Regions from separate parts of the Homo sapiens genome. Here region 1 is linked to region 2. Evidence: read pairs that join two places in POLR2A ChIA-PET (ENCODE). Cell type or tissue: PC-3. All regions are shown on one strand. Each heading gives the region's core, and the rest is flanking DNA. Links, peaks and the distances in the headings are about the cores only.

Region 1 (4,652 bases), core at 649-3,148, 140 kb before region 2:
AGGCATGAACCCCGTTCCTAGGCGGCACTTGATTCCTGTTCCAAGATCTGGGGAAATCCGACCCGAAGGAAGCTTTGCTCTAAGACCTCCTTGGCCGTGTTGGGCTCAGACGTGGACTGAGGTTTCAGAGGAAGCAGTGGAGCGGCAGGAGCCAGGTAAAGGCAGTGGGTCACTGGCGGCAACCGGGTCCCCATGGTAACTTGGTCCCCACCCTGTGGCATCTGTGAGGTCACCCTGCTTCTCCCAGCTGGAGTAGGTGGGGGAGGCCAGACATGGAGGCCCTTCCTCCAGTCAGATCCAGCCTTTTGGGGATCCTGTTGCAGGTTACGAGGCTCTCAGTGCTGGTGAGTGGGGGCTGGGGGTAAGTGGGGTGGGGACCACACACCAGGCCCTTCACAGAGCCACCTCAGAGCTGCCGGGCCCAAGCCCTGCCTGTCCCATCCAGTGGAACGAGGTGGCTGCCTGCCTTCCAGAATAATCTGACATCTCCCAGAAGCCCCACTCCAAACTACAGTGCTGACATTTTCTTTTCTTTTCTTTATTTAGAGACAGGGTCTCGCTCTGTCGCCCAGCCTGGAGCGCAGTGGTGCCGGCTCAGCTCGTTGCAGCCTCCAACTCCCGGTCTCAAGCAATCCTCCCCCCTCAGCCTCCAAGTAGCCGGGACTATAGGTGTGCACCACCACGCCTGACTAATTTTTGTATTTTGTAGAGATGGTGTCTCACTACGTTGCCCAGGCGGGTCTCCAACTCTTGGCCTCACATGATCCTCCTACCTCAGCTTCCTGAGGTGCTGGGATTATAGGTGTGAGCCACCGCACCTGGCAGCATTTTCTCTATTGAGGGTCACTCCTATGGGTGAATCATTGTTTTTCCCATTCATTTTTTCTTTTTTTTGAGACAGAGTCTCGCTCTGTTGCCCAGGCTGGAGTGCAGTGGTGCGATCTCGGCTCACTGCAACCTCTGCCTCCTGGGTTCAAGCAGTTCTTCTGCCTCAGCCTCCCAAGTAGCTGGGACTACAGGCACGTGCCATCATCCCTGGCTAATTTTTTTTTTTTTTTGTATTTTTAGTAGAGACCCTGTTAGCCAGGATGGTCTCGATCTCCTGACCTTGTGATCTGCCCGCCTCAGCTCCCCAAAGTGCTGGGATTACAGACATAAGCCACTGCGCCTGGCTCATTCATCTCTCTCTCTTTTTTTTTTTTTCAGATGCAGTCTTGCCCTGTCGCGCAGGCTGCAGTGTAATGGTGCGATCTCGGCTCACTGCAACTTCCACCTCCAGGTTCAAGCAATTCTCCTGCCTCAGCCTTCCAAGTAGCTGGGATTACAGGCGTGCGCCACCACGCCCAGCTAATTTTTTGTATCTTTAGTAGAGACAGGGTTTCACCGCATTGGCCAGGCTGGTCTCAAACTCCTGACCTCGTAATCCACCCACCTCGGCCTCCCAAAGTTCTGGGATTACAGGTGTGAGCCACCGCACCTGGCCCATTCATCTCTTTTAAACATACACATGCTTGTGGTCGGGGTCACAACTCAGTCACACTTAGGAGGCCGAGGTGGGAGTATAGATTGAGCCTGGGAGGCCAAGGCTGCAGTCAGCCAAGATCATATAACAGGGGGCAGTTGAGAAAGACAGACACCATTAGATTTGCATCTTGGGACCGGGAGCTGTGGCTCACACCTGTAATCCCAGCACTTTGGGAGGCCGAGGCGGGCAGATCACCTGAGGTCAGGAGTTCCAGACCAGCCTGACTAACATGAAGAAACCTTGTCTCTACTAAAAATACAAAATTAGCCACGCGTGGTGGTGCATGCCTGTAATCCCAGCTACTCAAGAGGCTGAGGCAGGAGAATCGCTTGAACCTGGGAGGCGGAGGTTGCGGTGAGCCGAGATCCCACCATTGCACTCCAGCCTGGGCAACCCTGGGCAACAAGAGCAAAACCCTGTCTCAGAAAAAAAAAAAAAAAAAAAAAAAAAAAGATTTGCATCTTGGCTGTTTTACCCTCTAGCTGTGTGAATTTGGGCAAATCACTTCACCACTCTGAGCCCGTTTCCTCTCCTATAGAAATGATCTTGTGGGATCATGTGGGATATCATAGGTTTCCCTCCTCCCTGGTCTCAGCACCATAACCTGGGAGGTCCTATTTCCTAGCTCTACCCTAATTCTTCTCCCTGCTGGACCCTTTGGTCTCAGCATAGCTCCACCCTCCACGTCCCAAGCTCTGCAAATCCAGCCCGTGAGTGGGGGGTCTTGCAGCCAATCTCAGATGGTGGGGCCTGTGGACACGGGGATGGGGGGTCCAGGTGGGTGGATTGGTGTCACTCAAGGGCTGGGGGCTTTCCAGCTCTGATGAAGGGTCTCCAGGACTCAAGAACAGCTTTCCCCCACCTCACCCCAGTCCTGCAGCTTCATCTCAGTGAATGGGAGACACCGTTGTCCAACTCACCACCCAGATCAGAAATCTGGAATTCTTTTTTTTTTTTTTTGAGATGGAGTCTCACTCTGTTACCCAGGCTGGAGTGCAGTGGCACGATCTGGGCAAACTGCAACCTCCGCCTCCTGGGTTCAAGCAATTCTCCTGCCTCAGCCTCCCGAGTAGCTGGGATTACAGGCATGCACCATCATGCCCAGCTAATTTTTGTATTTTTAGTAGAGATGGGGTTTCACCAGGTTGACCAGGCTGGTCTCGAAATCTTGACCTCAGGTGATCCGTCTGCTTCGGCCTCCCAGAGTGCTGGGATTACAGGTGTGAGCCACCATGTCCGGCTGGAAATCTGGAAGTCTTTCTGGATCTCTCTCCTTCACCCTTCTCATTAGGTCTGTCGTGAATTATGTGACCCCTGCCCCATGTCTCTCACGCCTCCCTGCCCCTAATGGCATTGTCCTTTGCCCCAGCAGCCCTCCTGATGCCAGGGGACAACTGGTACAGAGGCAAAGCCCAGCTACTTGGAAGAAGACAAGTGACCTGGGTTCAAAGCCCACAGGATTGGGGTGGGGGATCGTAACATGGTAATAATAGCCATGAAACCTCCTTCAGTCTGGAGTATTGTAAATAATCATTTAAATCCAATGGAGGCCAGGTATAGTGGCTCATGCCTGCAATCCCAGCACTTTGGGAGGCTGAGGCAGGAGGATTGCTTGAGGCCAGGAGTTCGAAACCAGCCTGGATAACATAGCAAGACCCCGCCTCTACAAAAAAAAAAAAAAAAAAAAAAATTAGCTGGACTTAGTGAGATGCACCTATAGCTCCAGCTACTTGGGAGGCTAATGGGGGGAGGATTGCTTGAGCCTATGAGTTCAAGACCAGCCCAGGCATAATAAGAAGACTCCATTTCTTAAAAAAAAAAAAAAAAAAATTAGCCAGGCATGGTGGCATGCACTTGTGTGGTCTCAGCTTTTTGGAAGGCTGAGATGGGAGGGTTGTTTAAGTGTGGGAGGTCAAGGCTGCAGTGAGCTATGATGACACCACTGCACTCCAGCGTGGACAACAGAGTGAGATCCTGTTTCTTAAAAAAAAATATCCAATGGAAAGGAACCCAAATACAATATGAAACACCTTCTAATGTTCCCTTCTCAGAAGGGAGTCCTTCAAAGTGGACAGAGTTCATCCTTGCACCTGTGGGGAGCTGAGGCCTTGAGATGGGGATCTGACTCAAGGTGGTCCAGCAGCTTCACCTCTACAGTAAAAGTGGGGTTCCTGGCCAGGCGCAGTGGCTCACGCCTGTAATCCCAGCACTTTGGGAGGCTGAGGCGGGTGGATCATCTAAGGTCAGGAGTTCGAGACCAGCCTGACCAACATGGTGAAACTCCATCTCTATTAAAAATACAAAAACTAGCCAGGTGTGGTGGCAGGCGCCTGTAATCCCAGCTACTCAGGAGGCTGAAGCAGGAGAATCGCCCGAAACCGGGAAGTGGAGGTTGCAGTGAGCCGAGATAGCGCCATTGCATTCCAGCCTGGGCAACAAGAGTGAAACTCCGTCTCAAAAAAAAAAAAAAGAAAAAGAAAAAGTGGGGTTCCTGTCCCAGGAGGGTGATGATGGCTGACGGTTGTCTCTCTCTCTTCTTCTGCAGTTGGTTCAGAACCGAGATCACCTCTATAATTTCCTGCTCCTCAAGATCAACCTCTTCAACCACTGGGTGTCAGGGCTGGCCCAGGAGGCCCGGGGGTCCTGTAACTGGCAGGCCCACCTACCCCTGGGAGCTGCAGCCTGCCCCCTGGGCCAGGCTCTCTGGGCTGGGCTGGCTCTGATACAGGTCCCCGTATGGCTGGTGCTACAGGGACCCAGGCTGATGTGGGCTGGCATGTGGGGCAGCACCAAGGGCCTGGGCCTGGCCTTGCTCAGTGCCTGGGAGCAGCTGGGCCTGTCTGTGGCCATCTGGACAGATCTGTTTTTGTCATGTCTGCACGGCCTGATGTTGGTGGCCTTGCTCTTGGTGGTAGTGACCTGGAGGGTGTGTCAGAAGTCCCACTGCTTCCGACTGGGCAGGCAGCTCAGTAAGGTGGGTGGTCTCGGGGTGAGGCTGGGGTGTGGAGGGCAAACCTGGGGTACTGGGTGTGGTCAGGGCTGGCTGGGCTTGCAGGGGGGAGCCACAGCCAAGCAGTGTAACCCTATGAGCTCCTAAGGGCCACCTGCCCATCTGTCTCCCTGTTCC
Region 2 (5,207 bases), core at 1,062-3,561:
AACTGAGCATCCACGTGTCACCCATCTGCCTGACACGTGCTGAGTTCCACTGTGTCCCGGGCACCTGGAAAAAGGGGAAACCAAGGCAGAGGAGGCCTCACCGCCAAGTGGGGCATGGAGGAAAGACTGATGAAAAAATGGAGGTGACTGTCACATGAGAACCAGGGGGCTGGAGGGACTGTGGGTCCCCGGAGGAGAGAGCGGCCGCCCTGGGGCTGCAGGGGAGGACGCTGGTTTGAGAAAGCTTTCTGAAGGGAGTTGCACCCTGAGAGGGGCCAGAGTTCACCAGGCGGACACGCAGTGGGAGAGGGGGCTTGCTTGGAAGGAACATTCCAGCTGAGGCCAAAGCATGTGCAAAGGCCCAGAATGTTTATACCTTGGTAAGACTTTTCATATAAATAAGTTCTCAAATCCAAAAAACAAAACGGCCTCTGGCAAGCCACATGTCTGGGTTTCTTGCTTGGAAAAGGAAGCCCTGCCCTGCCCCAAGCCTGGGACCACGAGAAAGTGGGGCCTGACACTTCTCAGGTCCCTGCCCCCTTCCCTGGCAGCCACACAGACAGCACCACACCGTGCACCCCCCAAGAGAGTCCTCAAGCCCTGTTCTGTCTGTCCCCTCCTCACTGCCTCACACCAACAGCCTCCTCACCGTCACCTCACTCCTGCTGGGCGCCTCCTCAGGCCCAAGCACCAACTCCAGCCTGTTCTCTGCCCTGTACCAGGAGGCTGGGGAGTAGACAAGGGGCAGCCTCCTGGAGTCCAGGGTCCTTCCAGGGTCTCTACTCCCTGAATGCATGGGGTAGAGAGAGTCAGAACCTCCAGCTTCTGTTTTTTGTTGTTTTGTTTTGTTTTGTTTTCCCCAAGACAGGGTCTCACTCTGTTGTCCAGACTGGAGTGCAATGGCTCATTGCAATCTCCGCCTCCTGGGTTTAAGCGATTCTCCCGTCTCAGCCTCCCTAGTATCTGGGATTACAGTCTCCCGCCACCACGTCTGGTTAATTTTTGTATTTTTAGAAGAGACGGGGTTTCACCATGTTGGCCAGGCTGGTCTCAAACTCCTGGCCTCAAGTGATCCACCCGCCTCAGCTTCCCAAAGTGCTGGGATGACAGGCGTGAGCCACTGTACCCGGCCTGTTTTAGTGTTTAAATCTCTTTTTGGCCCTGGAGTACAGAGGTTTTATTTATCCAGTCCCTTTTATTCCCATCATTCCTAACCCACCACCCACACCCACAGGCAACCTTTCCAATGCATTCAAGGTGTGCCCTTTCATTCACGTGCGTTCTTGTAAAACAAGGATCACTCATGGCTACTAATGGGGACGGATCTTCCTTTTGGGGTAACTCACATGTCTCAGAACTAGATAGAGGTGAGTGTGCTAAATGCCACTGAATTGTACCCTTTACAAGTGGTTCATGGTTAACTTTATGTTATGTGAATTTTACCTCCATTTCTTAATATGTGTATCACTGTTTTGGAGGAGTTTTGATTTACCCAAGTGGAACTGGGCTATGGATTATATTTCTGTCTTACTCTTTCTTCTCAGAGTCTGGTGTTTTTTTTATTTGTTTTGTTTTTTTGAGACAAGGTCTTGCTCTGTCTCCCAGGTTTGGAGTGCAGTGTGTGATCCTAACTCACTGCATCCTTGAACTCCTGGGCTTAAGCGATCCTCCCGCCTCAGCCTCCTGACTAGCTGGGACTACAGGTGCATGCCACCACACCCGGCTAATCTTTTTAAAAAAATGTTTTTGTAGAGATAGGGTCTCAATATGTTGCCCAGGCTGGTCTTGAATTCCTGGTCTCAAGCGATCTTCGCACCTCAGCCTCCCAAGGCACTGGGAATACATAGCAAGACCTCATCTCTACAAAAATAAACAATTAGCCAGCTGTGGTGGCTCGTGCCTATAGTCCTAGCTACTTGGGAGGCTGAGGTGGGTGGATCGCTTGAGCCCAGGAGTTCAATGCTGCAGTGAGCTAGGTCACACCACTGTACTCCAGTCTGGGCCACAGATGGAGAACCTGTCTCTAAAAACAAAAACAAACAAAAAAGTAAGATTCTGAAGTTGCTAGAACAAATTGTGGGAGAAGATCTTTTGACACAGAAGTGAAGGACTCCTGAAACAAAACCTCAAAAAATGCATAAACCAGAAAGCTTCCCCCGCCAGCCTCCTGCCTCACCCAGAGGAAGTGGCGTTTCCTCCCGGACGCCGGCCTGGGCGCTGCCCACCTGGTGAGTCATGGGCCACTCTCTTCTGAGGCTGGCGGCCTGGCCCGCCCTTCCCGTCGGTACCCAGGAGGGAGCACAGCCTGCAATGGCCGCCTTATCTCACCCTCGCCCATGGCCCCGCAGACATGAGGTCAGGGCCGGGGATGTAATGAGGGTGGGAGGTGGGAGGCAGTGGAGGGTCAGGGAGAGGTCAGAGGTCGCTGGCAAAGCTGTTGCTGCACTTTGGAGGTGAGGGTGGGGGGCAAAGCAGACCCTTAAGGGACCTCAGCCAGGCCCCAGGGCTGGGGGTGGCAAGAGGTTCGTGTCATCACAGTGTGGCCGGGTCAGGGGAACAGGGACAGGTGCCCCAGGCCAGGGGAGAGAGGGCCCCAAACCCCAGCCCCTTCCAGAATCTTATCTCCAGGGGAGAGAGGGACCCAGATTAGGATTTTCTATCTAAGACAGTCCACACCCCTACCCCTTCCAGAATCTTATTTCCAGGGAAGGGAGGGCCCCAGATTAGAATCTCCGATCTGAGCCTGTCCTCACTCCCAACCCCTTCCAGAATCTTCTTTCCAGAGGAGAGAGGGCCCCAGATTATGATTTTCGATCTGAGACAGTCCACACCCCTACCCCTTCCAGAATCTTCTTTCCAGGGGAGAGAGGACCCCAGATTAGGATCTCCGATCTGAGACGGTACGCACCCTCTACCCCTTCTAGAATCTTCTCTTGTTTCTCCAATGGCCCTTTGAGGCCAATCCCCTTCTGGCCAAAACACACGGCCAGACAAGAAAGCCATTGAGAGAACAAGCAAGGGTGTGTCTGTGCCCACTGGGGTGTCCCCAGAGCTCTTTGGGCATCTGTGTCTTACCCCTTTCATCATCCAACAAAGGGTGACTCAACACCAGCACCAGCCCCGCGCCTTCGTCCCGGGAGGGCTGAGTCCTTCTGCGGCGTTGGGTCTGGGTCCCAGGGCTTGCCAGTTCTGCCGATGCCTGTCACCTGGGTGCAAGCCTGTGTGTGGGCCCACATGTGTGCCTGCAGATGTCTCTGCATGTGACATGTGCATGCCAAGTGTCCAGCTGTCTATCCCTTATGCTTAGTCTCTGAGTCTGGGCTGACTGTGCTGATGGCACTTTTTCCAAAGGTTCCTGGTAACTGGGACAAGTCAGTGTGTCCTCCAGCTTGTTGTCAGGGGTCCCTGGGCAGTGCTAGGCAGCAGCTTTTGGATGGGCAGTCAGTCGGTCAACATATGTTTATTTTGGGGTGTATATAGGCGGTCCTGGGGGCTTGCTGTCTCATCTGCCTCCATCCACCGGTCTGCAGGGACTGCAAATGAGGACATAGTTGTCCCCTCTGGCCGGTGTTGCTGTGTGTCTCTGTAGTTAAAGGTGTACCCTGGAGCCCTTCCCCTTCCCTGGGTGCCTGGTTTGTGGGGTTTCTGTCCTGGGTTAGCAGGGGGCAGGGGGACCTAATCCATGGTCAATACCTCCCTCCACCTCACTCCCCAGCAGAAAACCCAAATGTGCATGGAGAAAGAGCACTGGCTCAACTGTCCCCAAAGTATAGAGACAGATGATTAATAGATGCATACATACATGTGTATATGTATGTATACACACACATCCATCCATCCATATGCATACATACACACACATCCATACATGTACATACACAGATATGATATCACATAGAATAAAATACTCCAACTGACGTCTGAACTTTTAATTAATTTTAATTTTTTTTTTTTTAGTATTAGCATTATTATTTTTTGAGACAGGCTCTCACTCTTTCACCCAGGCTAGAGTGCAGTGGTGCGATCTCAGCTCACTGCAGCCTCCACTTCCCAGGTTCAAGCGATCCTCCCACCTCAGCCTCCCAAGTAGCTGGGACTGCAAGTGTGCTCCAGCATGTGTGGCTAATTTTTGTATTTTTTGTAGAGACAGGGTCTCATTAACTTACCCAGGCTGGTTTCAAACTCCAGGGCTCAAGCAATCTACCTGCCTCGGCCTCCCAAAGTGCTAGGATTACAGGTGTGAGCCACAGTGCCTGGCCTGAACTTTTAAATCAAGATTTTATTTATTTATAATTATTTTATTTCATTATTTTATTTTATTTTTGAGGCGGAGTCTCACTCTGTTGCCCAGGCTGGAGTGCAGTGACACAATCTCAGCTCTCTGCAAACTCCACCTCCTGGGTTCAAGTGATTCTCCTGCCTCAGTCTCCCAAGTAGCTCGGATTACAGGTGCCCGCCACCACACCCAGCTAATTTTTGTATTTTTAGTACAGACGGGGTTTCACCATGTTGGCCAGGCTGGTCTCAAACTCCTGACCTCAAGTGATTTGCCTGCCTCAGCCTCCCAAAATGTTGGAGGTTACAGGCGTGAGCCACCCCGCCTGACCTAAGATATTATTTATACAGAGACATGCACACAGCGTATGTGAACTTGCATCAGATCGAATGGGAATTTTCACAAACCACACACATTGCTGTTGACAGCACTCAGATCAACATGCCAGCCCCTCTGACCCCCATTTCCCTTATTCCCCTCCCAGCCCCCAATCTCCCCCTAAGAATAGCCATTGCTCTGACTTCAGCATAGATTCCTTTTGTCATTTTTTGATTTGATGTAAATAGAATCCTAGATTATCTACCCTTACGTTTCAGATTCATCAAAGCTGTTGCATGATTTACTTTATTTTATATTATTTTAGCCTGTGCATTCCCACGACTCTGCCCCTCTCCCGCCGAGTTCTCAGGAGCCCACCACTGGGAAGAAAATCCTAGGGGAGGCCAGGCATGGTGGCTCATGCCTGTAATCCTAGCACTTTGGGAGGCCGAGGTAGGAGGATTGCTTGAGGCCAGGAGTTCGACACCACCGTGGGCAACATAGCAAGACCCTGTCTCACCAAAAACTACAGAGAAGAGTAACCAGGCTTGGTGGCATGCGCCTGTAGTCCCAGCTACTCGGGAGGCTGAGGTGCGAGGATTGCTTGAGCCCA

What was found. ChIA-PET counts read pairs that join two places held together with the same protein. Peaks named below come from ENCODE experiments on the same cell type or tissue, not always from the same donor. Only the 100,000 strongest peaks of a DNase experiment are listed, where the experiment ranks them.
Region 1: POLR2A ChIA-PET joins it to region 2 with 12 read pairs; 6 of 35 experiments call an interaction of 5 or more read pairs at or near these places.

What each region holds. Positions count from the first base shown.
Region 1 is chr7:73,860,923-73,865,574 of GRCh38, forward strand. It overlaps TMEM270 (transmembrane protein 270), which reads left to right and starts at 237. Exons shown (of 3, transcript NM_182504.4): 1 at 237-344; 2 at 4,071-4,499. The coding sequence starts at 273. In PC-3, for the core only: no CTCF peak of the experiment used is centred there; no DNase peak of the experiment used is centred there.
Region 2 is chr7:74,000,652-74,005,858 of GRCh38, forward strand. No RefSeq gene overlaps it. Among named protein-coding and RNA genes, the nearest start is that of ELN, 25 kb to the right of the region's middle. RefSeq lists enhancers at 1-101, 2,092-3,291. In PC-3, for the core only: no CTCF peak of the experiment used is centred there; a DNase peak (open chromatin) is centred at 2,210; H3K27ac peaks cover 803 bases.